2 separate regions of the Mus musculus genome follow, and region 2 is linked to region 1. A link is a contact called in ENCODE Hi-C or POLR2A ChIA-PET data. All regions are on one chromosome and are shown on one strand. Each heading gives the region's core, a stretch centred on a gene start or an enhancer-like site at or near the end of the contact. The rest is flanking DNA. Distances are from core to core; before and after follow the strand shown. Region 1 holds the start of Ogfod3 (2-oxoglutarate and iron-dependent oxygenase domain containing 3). Region 2 overlaps Gm30062 (a long non-coding RNA gene).

Evidence for each region. Hi-C counts contacts between places; a loop is a spot of excess contacts on that map. ChIA-PET counts read pairs that join two places held with the same protein, here RNA polymerase II (POLR2A).
Region 2: a loop to region 1 is called in a map of heart, with 9 times the contacts of the local background. The contact joins the enhancer-like site here to the promoter of Ogfod3 in region 1. A Hi-C loop is called at or near these places in 10 of 37 maps with a recorded cell type or tissue (gastrocnemius, heart, left cerebral cortex and 1 more). POLR2A ChIA-PET finds 5 or more read pairs at or near these places in 1 of 5 experiments (embryonic stem cell).

The regions. Positions count from the first base shown.
Region 1 is chr11:121,200,761-121,207,020 of GRCm38, reverse strand. It overlaps Ogfod3 (2-oxoglutarate and iron-dependent oxygenase domain containing 3), which reads left to right and starts at 2,373. Exons shown (of 9, transcript NM_025402.2): 1 at 2,373-2,532; 2 at 3,913-4,130; 3 at 6,035-6,110. The coding sequence starts at 2,459. It also overlaps a transcript of Hexdc not described here.
Region 2 is chr11:121,012,502-121,018,761 of GRCm38, reverse strand. It overlaps Gm30062 (a long non-coding RNA gene), which reads right to left. Exons shown (of 3, transcript XR_003949840.1): 2 at 4,654-4,830; 3 at 3,341-3,970. Among named protein-coding and RNA genes, the nearest start is that of Gm30062, 6.2 kb to the right of the region's middle. Within about 2 kb of position 3,641, at least 2 of the 3 ENCODE cell types and tissues checked have a DNase peak (open chromatin) inside an H3K27ac peak, as active enhancers do; they include heart and left cerebral cortex, where a contact is called at or near this core.

The sequences.
Region 1 (6,260 bases), core at 1,124-3,623:
CACATCACTAGTAAGCCTCAACCCTTACAATCTTATTCATCCCCATTCTAAATAACTTTAAAAGTCCCACAGTCTTTACATATGCTTAAAATTTCAATCTCTTTAAAATATCCATCTCTTTTAAAATCCAAAGTCTTTTTACAATTAAAAGTCTCTTAACTGTGGGCTCCACTAAAACAGTTTCTTCCTTCAAGAGGGAAAATATCAGGGCACAGTCACAATCAAAAGCAAAAGTCAATCTCTAACCGTCCAATGTCTGGGATCCAACTCACGATCTTCTGGGCTCCTCCAAGGGCTTGGGTCACTTCTCCAGCCAGGCCCTTTGTAGCACATGTGTCATCCTCTAGGCTCCAGATGCCTGTACTCCACTGCTGCTGCTGCTCTTGGTGGTCATCTCATGGTACTGGCATCTCCAAAACACTGCATGACCCCTTCAGTCCTGGGCCATCAATTGCAACTGAGGCTGCACTTTCACCAATGGCCTTCCATGGCCTCTCACAGTGCCAATCCTCAGCTGTTCTGCTCAACTCCTTCATGCCTTCAAAACCAGTACCACCTGGGTGACTCTTACACATTACCAAGTCCAGCCACAGCACAAGGTACAACTTTGGCTATATCTGGAACACAGCCACTGTGCTCTCAGAAAACACCTCCCAGAAGATGTCACCTCAATGATGCTGGTCTCTTCTTAATCACCGCTAATTTCTTAGCTCCAGCTAACCAGCATCAATAGTCCCAGTAATGCAAAGTTTTTGCTTTAGTAGTTCTGGTATCTTGTTAATCACAGCTGATTCTTCAGCCCCAGCTAACCAGAACTACAGAATCTTCACAATCAAAACAGCAATGGCCCTGAAAAGAGTCTTTAATTTTCCCTCTGAAATTTCACAAACCAAACCTCCATCTTCTGCACTGTTCTCAACATTATCTTCCAAGCTCCTACACAACATCTGACAGAGCTCTTAACAACGAATGGATCTTCAAGCCCAAAGTTCCAAAGTCCTTCCACAGTCCTCCCCAGAACATGGTCAGGTTGTCACAGGAATACCCCACTCCTGGTACCAATTTGTCTTAGTCAGGGTTTCTATTCCTGCACAAACATCATGACCAAGAAGCAAGTTGGGGAGGAAAGGGTTTATTCGGCTTACACTTCCATACTGCTGTTCATCACCAAAGGAAGTCAGGACTGGAACTCAAGCAGGTCAGGAAGCAGGAGCTGATGCAGAGGCCATGGAGGGATGTTCTTCATTGGCTTGCCTCACCTGGCTTGCTCAGCCTGCTCTCTTATAGAACTAAGACTACCAGCCCTGAGATGGTCCCACCCACAAGGGGCCTTTCCCCCTTGATCACTAATTGAGAAAATGCCTTACAGTTGGATCTCATGGAGGCATTTCCTCAACTGAAGCTCCTTTCTCTGTGATAACTCCAGCTGTGTCAAGTTGACACAAAGCTAGCCAGTACACCACCCCACCCCCTCCTGAGGAAGGAGGATTAAAGTTTAAGACTTGCCTGGGCTATAAAGGAAGGTCAAGGCTAGACTTTGCAACTTAATAAGACCCTGTCTCCAGACTAATAAGTAAAATAAGGACTGGATTGCTTAGTGGTACAACACTTGTCTAGCATGCAGAAGGCCTTAGGTTCAATTCCTCGTACTGAAAAACAATTAAGGCAGTGGTAATTTGGAGAGATGGTGACTAGCTCCGTGATACAGCACCGGCTGCTCATTATGCCAGGAACCCTGCGATCCACCCTGGCTACTGCAAATAACAACAACAATAACCTGAAAAGGGAATAAACTCTACATATATCAGAACTGACTATAGTTTCCATTACAGTTCATTTCTGGAGGACACTGAAGCAGTCAAGATATTAGAAACAGTTTTCCTACCTTCTGTAAAATCACAAGCGATTATTAAAAAGAATTACAGAGTTGTGCATCCAGTTGCATGATTTCACCTGCTCGTCCTGTGCAAGGACTCAAAAGTCCTAGCCTTAGGAACCACACCCCCCCTACGCTCGCCCTCAATCCCCAACCCTGCCCGACCTGCCACTCTCAGGCAGTTCAAAGTCCCTGACAGGCTTCTCAATGCAGCTCTCGGGGCCGGGGAAAGGAGAGGGCGGCGGCCGTAGGAGACAGGTCATCCGGGCCCAGCACAATCGGTGGCTGTGGGCTTGACTCACCCGCGTCGCCGCCGCAGCCCAGCTACAGGAGAAGACAGAATTCCGCAGGTGCCTCAGGGTTGCAGTGCCAAGGGCCGAGAAGGCTCCGCCTCCCCCCACCCCACCCCACCCCCGCCACCGCTCGGCCTCCGATTGCTCTCGTCTGGCCGTGAGCCGGACGAAGACCGAGCGCGTCGCTCCCGCGTCCCGACCCCGTTCCCGCCTCGCTTTCGCTGTCGCAGCTATTGCCCCGAGTTTGGTGGCTCTCGTGTCGTAGCTGGCTCTGCGACGGCTGGGCCCGATGGCGCCTCAGCGGAGGGGACCACCCAGAATTCCCGAGGGAAGTAGTGCTGCAGAGCGCCGGCGCGCGACCAGGTAGCGGGATCCTTAGGGACCGGGAGGCCGCGCGCCACAGCGGGCGGAGCCTGACTGGTGTGTGTGGGCGTGGCCACTCCGAGGGCGGGGTCGGAGGGAGGCAGAGCGTGGTCTTGATTGCTGTGTCCTTGGCAGAGTGAGGCGTGGCCATCCCAGGGGTGGGACCTAACAGGGGTGGGACGTGCTCATGACAAGGCGGGGTCTGACTCGTGTCTGGGTTGGTCCCTGGCTAGAGGTGACAGGTGGGACCAGCCCTACTGAGACTTGAGCAGGCTTAATTTAGAGAGAGGGCGTGGTAGTGTGGGCGTGATTGATGTGTTGGGGCGTGACTTGGTTAGTGTATCCTGCGGCATCCTTTCTATAGTGAAAATGTCCACGTGGCTGCCCACCTCCAAGCTCTGCACAGAGGCCCTGCCCACAGGAAACCTCTTCTTGGAGTCGAGCTGCATTCAGTCACGTGAACAGGTTTCTCTCGCTAGGGACCCTTTTTGAGCCTTTAGGACTCCCCACCCACTACATGGTCTGTCTCCTCACATCTCTGCTGGTTACCTCATCCCAGCCTTTCACACCTCACCTATCCAAAACTGGCCTTGTGAGCCTCTGTCAAACCCACACCTGAAATGGTAACTAAGAAACGGAGTCCTTAGGGACAGGGACCTAACTCTGACAATTCTGCATGTATTTTGAGACCTTTCCTGGACAGCAGAGCTCAGCCACTCTAGTTATACACACAGAAGTGTAGAGACACAGACACAGCTTCATCAGGGACCGGACCACACAGACCTGGGTCGTAGAGGAAACTTACACATATCATTTCTGACATTCTTCTGTGCTCTTTCTGGCTCCAGGTTTATGATTTGAGTTAAGTAGATATGCTTCATGTACGCTGGTTTACGTACACATGTGTTCGTGTAGAAACACAGGCTTGGGATGGGGCAGTCATATATGGATGCATGAGTGATCAGAGACTCACATGCCCTGACAATCCTCCAAATAGGTGCTCTGTGGGCTGGACAGAAATTACCTATGGTCAGCCCACAATTTTTTTGCCCATTGAAGCACATATTCAGCCCTGTCTGGTCAGAGAAGACAGGTCCATATACTGCCTGGGAAGCTCTTCTGAGGGGTGGTGATGGTGGGCATCCTGATAAGCTTGAGTTGTGGATGGAAGTAGATGCCCTACTTCCCACCAGCTGCCTCATAATTAGCTTACAAGTACTTCCCATATCTCAGGATTGATGGGATGCATCCATCTTGATCAGAGATCAGTGTAGACACAGCCCAAGCCTGGTGGCATCCAGTGTGAACATCTTGTGAGTTTGATTGGCATGCTTAGTATGATGGCTGCATCCAGTGGCTGGTTATCGTCTCTTTCTTTAGTACCAAGAAGGACCGGCTGCCTCGGGAGGCACAGAGGACATGGCTAAGGATTGTGGCCTTTGGGGTCGGCCTTGCTCTGGTCACATGTCTGCTCTGGAGTAGTGTGGGGATCGATGATGATGTTGCTGAGGTTGTGGCCCGTCGTGGTGAGGTCCTAGAAGGCAGGTTCATTGAGGTTCCCTGCTCTGAGGACTACGATGGTCACCGAAGGTTTGAAGGTATGTGCCACCGGCTTCTCAGTAAATTAGAGTGGCTGGTAGGGGCTGGAGACATGGCTCAGCATTCAAGAACATTTGTTGAATTTCCAGAAGACCAGATATCAGTTCCTAACACCCTTGACTGGCAGCTCACAGCTGCCTGTAACTTCACCTTCAGGAGATCCAACTTCTCCTGCAGGCACCTGCGGTTATGTGCATATAGTTATACCCAGACACACAGGACGTGACAGAAATGAAACTCAGCATTGACTTTTGCTACAGTTAAAACAATATATGTGGGCAGAGACAAGCCTTCCCTTCCCAGATAGGCAAGCTCACGCTTGGTTGGAAAATAAAGATGTTTCAGAGTTGGCTTCCAGTGCCACTCAGATGCAGGCAGCACCTTATCAGGCTTCTGTGCCCAGAGGCTGCCTGCAGAGAGGTAACAGAATTAGGGAGCCAAGAAAGGGTCAGCCAGATGGCTTAGCTGTTAAAACACGTAACACAAACTGGATGACCTGAGTTCAGTATCCTGAACCTACACAGTAGGAGAGAACCAACTGCTGTCTGTAGTTCTCCGACCTCTACACGCTAGTTATAAGCCAGAGTTCTGAGGTTGGGCCCAGGGGAATAGAGGGAAGCTGCAATGTCAGGGTCTCAGGGCCAGGTGAGGACAGCCTAGAGAGCACACACCTTTGGACTGGATTGGTGGGGTGGGGTGTTGGCCTCCTTGGGCTGCTGTTTTCCTGAACATTCGATATCACACAGATGCATTCTGTTCCTCAAATGTAGAATCTGGGCCTAGCTCTATAAGGGTGGTTTATTTTTTTACATTCAAAGTAATGTTTTGGATGTGAATGGAGAAAAGGTTCCATGTTCTTCCACAAAGGGGCGCTGTTGTGATGCACAAGAAGTCAGCCCTTCAGCCACATGTGAACCTGCAGAGGAAGAACTTTGTGGACCAGGTGGCCAAGGACAAAGGGCACATCCTCTTCTCCTTCTGCAGTCGATAAAATAAACATGTTTCTGTTGTGTTGGATGCTCTGTCCTGGGAGTCTACTTGGAATATTCTAATTTACAACACACACACACACACACACACACACACACACACAAATTGTAAATGGCAGTTTACCAGCCAGCATATCTTGTAGTAAGGTCCCCAGAGTTTACAGTCCCGTCTCATGTAAGAGCACACAGCTCACTCAGGGCAAGGGGAGCTGCCAGAATACAGGGACCGGTTGTTTGCCGAGCTTGCTGCAGATGCTCGACTCCAACCTGGCATCTCTCCAACAACCCTAAACATCATCACACTCAACTCTCCCGTCAGAGCTGCTTCCAACTTCTGCCCTCTGGGTGTCTGTCTGCATGACTCCACGGTGAAGGAGATGCAGAAATGAGTATGGCAGGCAGGTACTACGGTCCTGGAGACGGATGGTGACCAGAATGACAGGCTCAGCTTGGGCTGTGTCAGAACTTTCTAAAGGGACTCTAGCAAGCAAGCAGGCTAAGGACATTGCCAGTTAGTATGTTAGCCCAGGCCTATAACTCAGGAGGCTAAGGCAGGAAGTTCCTAAATTTGAGGCAGCCTGAACTACGTAGAGAAACCATGTTTCTAACGAACAAGTCAGAGCAAGACCAAAATGTCAATGTAAGGTCTGGGGACTTCCTTGTTTCCCCGGGCCTTGGGGGCAGTGACAGGATCAGCCTATGTGGGAAGCCCAGGACACCTGGCAGGAAGGAGATGTGAGCTGAGGTTCTGCATAGGGCGAAATCGCAGTGAAAAGTTACTTTTTATCTGAAGTTGGCTTTTAACTAGGTGTTTTAACCAAACTGGCCCTCCCTGGTCATGGTAGAAGACTTTGTCAGCTTGGCCATGATCCTCGGGCAGAAGTCAGCATTTCTCCTTGGCTGTCACCCTCCAGGCTGTACCCCCAGGAAGTGTGGCAGAGGTGTCACTGACATCGTCATCACCAGGGAGGAGGCGGAGCAGATTCGCAGGTACCCATGCACCTCTGCACTTTGTCTAGGGCATCCAGGAGTTGGGTTGAGCAGTGAATGGGGGGGTGAGCCAGGGCAACAACAGAGTCTAGAGAACCCCCACAGTTCTGTGAACCATCCTCAGGGGTTTGGGGGGTCAGAGGGCAGGCG
Region 2 (6,260 bases), core at 2,392-4,891, 190 kb after region 1:
CCCCAGTCAGGTCATCCCCCAAGACATTGAAAGACAGGCACTTAGGAGTAGAGCCATCTCCCTCCTCCCATTTCCCAGGACACCATGTGTATCCTGGGACATCTCATAAGCATTGACACCTCCCTGAGCTTCTCTCAGTGTCCATTCCACTTCCAGGTCAGGTGTCCCTTTGCCCCCCGGACTTGTCTGTTTCAGCTGGCCCTGATATCTGAGCTGGAAAGTCTTCCTCCTCCTAGGGAGCCTTGTTTTTTTATGTCTGACATGAGTCATGCTATCTTCCCTAAGAATCTGTAGATTTTTCTCATGATTCTCTCCTGCCCATCCTATCTGCAGAAATCTCAAACCTCTGCTCAGTACCCTGGTACCACCCACCTGAGCCTGAGGCTGAGCCTAGCTCTAGGAGACTGAGGAAGAGTATCTCACACTAGTATTTCACATGGCACCATGGTCCACGACCCCCTGTGGACCCTCCTTCTACAATGTCCAAGCAGGCAGTCTCTTTCCCTCCCCCTTCCCCTCCCCCCTTCTTCCCCTCTCCTTCCCTGATCAGGAATCCTCCAGATATGCCCCACCTGCCCTTATCCAGGATCAGTCGAGGCTTTTGCTGTCCTTTTGCTGTTCCAGGAAGGTTTCTCAACATGATCACTGAGTGGTCCCACCACCCTGGGGACACTGGGACCATTCTGTCTTGATGCCAGTATAGCACGCTCTAGGAACCATTTAGAAACTTAGCCCTGGAGGTAGGGAATGTCCTGGAAAAGGCTGGCACTTAGGTTTGGGCAGGGGCAGACCAGAGGACTCTAGCACAGAGAGGCAGAGTCCAAGGCCAGTCGCAGTTCTAAGAAGGGCTGTCTGCCCTCTGGTGGCCAGACAGAGCAGAAGTGAGGACAGCATGCTCAGATAGGACCACCTTTCTGTGGAAGGGCTGGGCTGAGTCTGTGCCCTGAGAGTTTCCTTGTTAATAGAAAGGGGAGTGACCCTTCTCACCTCTACCAACACAGTTCCCTTGGTCCACCCTGCACACCTCACTTTCCCCACTAGGGAAGAAGAGCGGGAAAGAGAATGAAGCTGGATGAGTGTCAAGGAAGCAGGAGATGGCCATCACTTAGGCCCATTTGGACAACACAGATAAAGATGTCTCATGAAAGAAGGATACCCATCTGTGCTTGTCTGAAGGAAGCATTGTCTCCAGGGACCCAGGAGGAGTTGTTGTTTTGGAAGGGAAAGTGATAAGCTAAAGCTAAAATGTGAAGAGGAGCGGGGTACCTTTGACAGGCCCATGCCAAGGGGTGTCCCTAGAGATTACACCAGGCAACAGATCTAGTGTAAGGTTTACTGAGGGAGGGGAGAGCAAAAAGCTGTCTCAAAGTGGGCACGTGAGGGAGAAATAGAGGCAGACAGGCCAACAAGCAGACAGGGAGACAGAGAGTGAACAGGAGACACAGAGGAGACATGAGAAACGAGAGAGAGAGACAGAGACAGACAGAGACAGACAGAGACAGAGACAAGAGACAGAGACAGAGACAGAGAGAGAGATATCTGGGGTGACCGGAGGCACTTTTATGCACAGCATGTGCCTGGTGCACCTGACAGCAGAAGCTGCTGCTAAGTCCCTGAGAGCAGGCCAGTGTGACTGCCTGATCACTAACAGAAAGTGTGGCTGGGAGGGACCAGGTAGTCTTCCCTGTCCCATTTATCCCTGTCTGCTCATATATTTATAGTAAGCCAATGAGGATCTCTCTCTCTCTCTCTCTGTGTGTGTGTGTGTATGTGTGTGTCTTTATCTCTCTGTCTCTCTGTCTTTGTATGTGTGTGTTTGTATCTCAGTCTGTGTGTGTGTGTGTCTTTATCTCTCTGTCTCTCTCTTTGTATGTGTGTGTCTGTATCTCAGTCTCTCTGTGTGTGTCTGTATCTCTTTGTTCCTTCCTTTCCTTCCCCTTCTCTCTGTGTCTCTGTCTCTCTTTGTCTCTGTGTGTTTATCTCTCTGTCTCTCTGTGTCTATCTCTCTGTCTCTCTGCATGTCTGTGTTTCTCTGTCTGTATCTCTGTGTCTCTGTCTCTGTGTGTGTGTGTCTATAACTCTATGTCTCTTCATCTTTCTCTGTTTCTCTCTCTATGTCTCTCTGTGTGTCTATATCTCCCTGTCTCTCTGCCTTTCTCTCTATGAGTGTGTGTGTGTCTGTCTGTCTGTTTCTATCTTTCTGTGTGTTTCTTCATTACCGACTCTAAAGGGCTGACTGAAATTTGGAGAGTCCATCTCTTCATAGAGATCTTTGCAGAAGTTTGAGGCCAACCTGGACCACCCTCTAGTGCTGGGAGGGCCCTCAGCCATTGATGGAAAAGCTCTGAGACCAGCCTGGAGGGCCGAGGCATTCTTTAGCCTCTGTCTCCTGGATCACATATGGATGCTTCCTCTTCTCTGTCCAGGCCACAGGAAGCACAGGCCTCCAGCTGCTCCTCCATCTCCACGGCCATCCTGACTCCCTGGTGACAACAACGCCTGCATCACACCATAGAGAACACCCTCCAAGGCGGCCCTTAAGCAATGTTTCATTTCTCATGAGTCTTAAAATGCCCCACAGCAACCAAACAACCTGGTCACCATGTTCCATTCCAGCTGAATAGTGTCCATCCTGGTAAATATAAGTATTTATCATCCATTAGCTTTACTTAGTAACCCACTAACTTTATTTCACATCGGCTTGTCTGAATGTCTTTCCTAGGATGCAGTCACGGATCTGGCTTTATCCAAGTGGAGGTCCTTAGTTGGGCTCTCCTCCGACTGCCCTCCGCAGTGCTGGGCTGCATTCCTGCTGCCTCTGGCAATCAGAGGGAACCAGAAAAGTTTAGGGGACGCTGTATGTGGTGGTTTGTGCCTGTAATCCCAGGACTTGGGAGGTAGAAGCAGAGAAATAAGACATGCAGGGAGATCCTCAGCTACACGGTAAGTTTAAGGCCAGCCTGTGCAGGGCAGTATGCAGTGTCACGTCCACTGAAGAATGTCTTCCCTAGGCAGATGGCTTTGTCCCAGTAAACACTAATTTCCTGCTGCCCGGCCCTGCAAGATCTCAGCTACTTTCTAAGCTGTTCCAAATCCACAGACACCTCTACTTAGTCTCTGCTCACTCACTAACAGTTAAGGGCGTCTAGCTAGATGCCCTGTGTAGGAAGCTGAAGGACCCTAGAGGCGTCTATCCCAGCTCCATCCTGGTTTCTGAGAGCTGTTTTCATTCAGTGTGCCAGCAAATGCAAAACCATGCCCCGTTTGTGTAGTGTTGGGTTTTGTTTTGTTTTCTATTCTAAGACAGAATCTGAATGTTTTACAAAAGGAAAAACATAAGCACAGGGGAAAATTTTAATAGGGATTTGAGTGAGAATTTAAACTTAGAAAACGCCTCGCATTTGTATCTAGTAAGTTTGGAAGCACAGACGTCATGAAAGATAAAAGAAGGTTGGTTAGGTCTTGTCAGCTAGCAGAGATGGTCCAGGTGCTGTTGGCAAGCATTGCCTGCTGACGTCTTCCCACAGGCGATGACAGGTGATTGCTCACTTTGGTCCGGGAACCATCTGGAGGCGGTTCTTCCTGGTGGTGGGAGCCTTGGCGCTGCCTCCTGCATTCAGCTCCCTGTGACCTATCTGCTTCTCCACTAGAGGTGGCAAACGCAAGATTCTGGGATATTCTCCACAAAATGTCCAGGCAGAGCAGTGGGAAGACTGCAAGATGCCAGACTGTGGCGTCACTCTCGCTTCCTGGAGACGCGCGCACTTCCTCGGATTCCTACGATTACGTCATGACGAACTCAGCTGGGAACAAGCGAAAGCGATGCTGCAGTAATACTCCCGGGAACGGAATGACAAAAGTCCTGTGTGAGTTGAACACTTAGATCCCATCTGCACTAGTCACGCTAGGGCGTGTTTCCTTCCACTTCTGAGTGACCCGAGCTTCTCTTTGTGTCTGTACTCGGGAAGACCTGTAAGGATTAAAATCGTGAGACACCCATCCCCACTGCAGAACCACCACAAGGTGACATGGAGGAAGAATAAGGAGTCTGAGAGGAGGGTATGGAGAGTGTGGGGGAGTGTAGGGCAATGTTGGCTAAGAAGAGGGAAATCAGAAATTCAAGTATGGGGTAGAGAAAAACCTCACATGTGTTACTGTTTCATATTCACATGGAAACCAGAACATAAAATTTTCACGGAACATTTCACTTGTTCTGGGTTGCAGAACTGGAACTCGGGCTTCCAGTATCCTGGGGACTCCAAGTTCCTTTTCATCGCATTGTACCGCTCACCCACTCAGATGAAACATTTTAAGTGGCCCACCTGAACTAAGGTTCCAGTAAACATACATAAAACAGCCTTTCTCCTCAAGCTTTAGGTGCCCTCCCTGCAATCTGCCTTAAACCACCTGGCTGAAAGGTGGACACAGAGTTACCAGGGCCAAATGCTATCTTTTGTTTTGTGGTCTGTTTTTATTTGTCTGTAGCCCAGGCTGGCTTCGATTTTCACTATGTAGCCAAGGATAACTTTGAACCTATGATCCTCCTGCCTGCACCTCACAAGCACCAGGATAGAGCTGTGTGTCACTACACCCACCTTTGTTAAGTTTGATATCATCCCAGTAACCCAGGCTGGAATTTCACTTGATATGTACCTGGCTGGCCTTGAACTCCTGATCCTCAGGCCTTAGCTTCCTGTGGGCTGGGGTTCCACCGAAGATGGAAGATGCTGTGAGACATAAGGAGATGCAGAGCCAAGGGTTGCATAGGCATGCTTTAGCAAGAATTCACAGGCAGAAGAGCAACTCGGCAAGACTAGTCACTTCCTGTACCTGAAACAGAAGCAAGTTATGCTCAGTTAGGTAACCGTGAGCCGCAGTCCCTGGATGTACCTGGTCTTTCTCACTGTTAACATGTCCCTGTCAGTTAAGAAACAGCCCAGCATCGGTGGCTGGCACACCACATTGGACCGTCTAAAAGACTTCATTTGTCTGGTAGGCTCTGTGGTGTGTGCCAAGGATGCCTGCAGCACAAGACTGCAATTGTGCCCAAGATGGCTGTAATTGTGCCAAGCGGATCCCTACAGCAATTCTATTTGCAATACAGAAATCTAGGAGATTTCAAAATACTAACTAGATTTTTTTTTCTGTTTTAATCAAAGGCTTGAAATATAGTTACTGTGTGTTTGAAAAGGCCTTTTCCCATGTCATAATCCATTTCACGGATGTGTTCTCTGAGAAGCTGCTTACGTTAGCTGTAGAACACTATCCTCTAAGCCTCAGAGCCATTAATCACTATCCCGTCTCTGTCTCTCTCTCTCTCTGTTTCTCTGTGTGTCTCGGGTGCGTGAGTGTGTGTGTCGGGGAAGGGGAGGCACTTGTGGTCATGAAGGGTCCTTCTCAGGCATGGACAAGTAATTGAACTTCCAGAGAAGACAGAAGACCAAGTTGCCAAGAAAGGAAAAGTAACAAGAAGGAAAACCCTTTGGATGGGAGGGGGCCCCTGAGTCCTAACCCATTCTAGGCTGGGTATTCTATAGCCCCCTAGGTGCTCCCCTTTACCCAGCTGGTCCTGTTTAGAAACCTGCCCTCTGTTCCCACCTTCTCTTACTGTCTTCCAGCGAACCGGAAGCTGTCTACTCAGGGCGCCTGCTTCCACCTTCTTGCCTTTGTATCTCTCTCTAACACCCCTTCACACTCCACATTATTTCCATTAATTTTTTAATTGCATTTATTTATGGGGCAGGAGGGAGCCATCTCTTCTTCCACCCTATGGGTCCTGGGGCTGGAACTCAGGTCCCCAAGATTAATACTGAGTACCCTTACCCCCTAGCCGTCCTGCCAACCCACCCACCACCCTTTTTCTTCTTTAGTAAAGTCTCTTGCAGAACCTGGAGATCATCATCTCGGCGTGACTGAGTGGCCAGCAAGTCCCAGGATCCTCTCTGTTTTTCCAGAGCTGGGATTACATGTGAACAGGACCATAGCTAGGTGTTACGTGGGTGCTGGGGATCTGAACTGAGGTTCTCATCCTTCCAGGGCAAGTACTTTATCAGTTATTTCTTAAGTTCACCATTACCGTCTTAATCAGAGAGGCTATGAATTCCATGAGGGATTCTCACAGGATGGGGCCTATCGATGTTCCCTTGAAGGAGGGATTGGTTCAGTCACTCAGTCCCTCCTATGTTCCCTGCCCTGGCTGCATATCATGTTGGGTGATAGTTGTGGAGCACTGTCTGCTAAGCATCATAGCCCCACACACA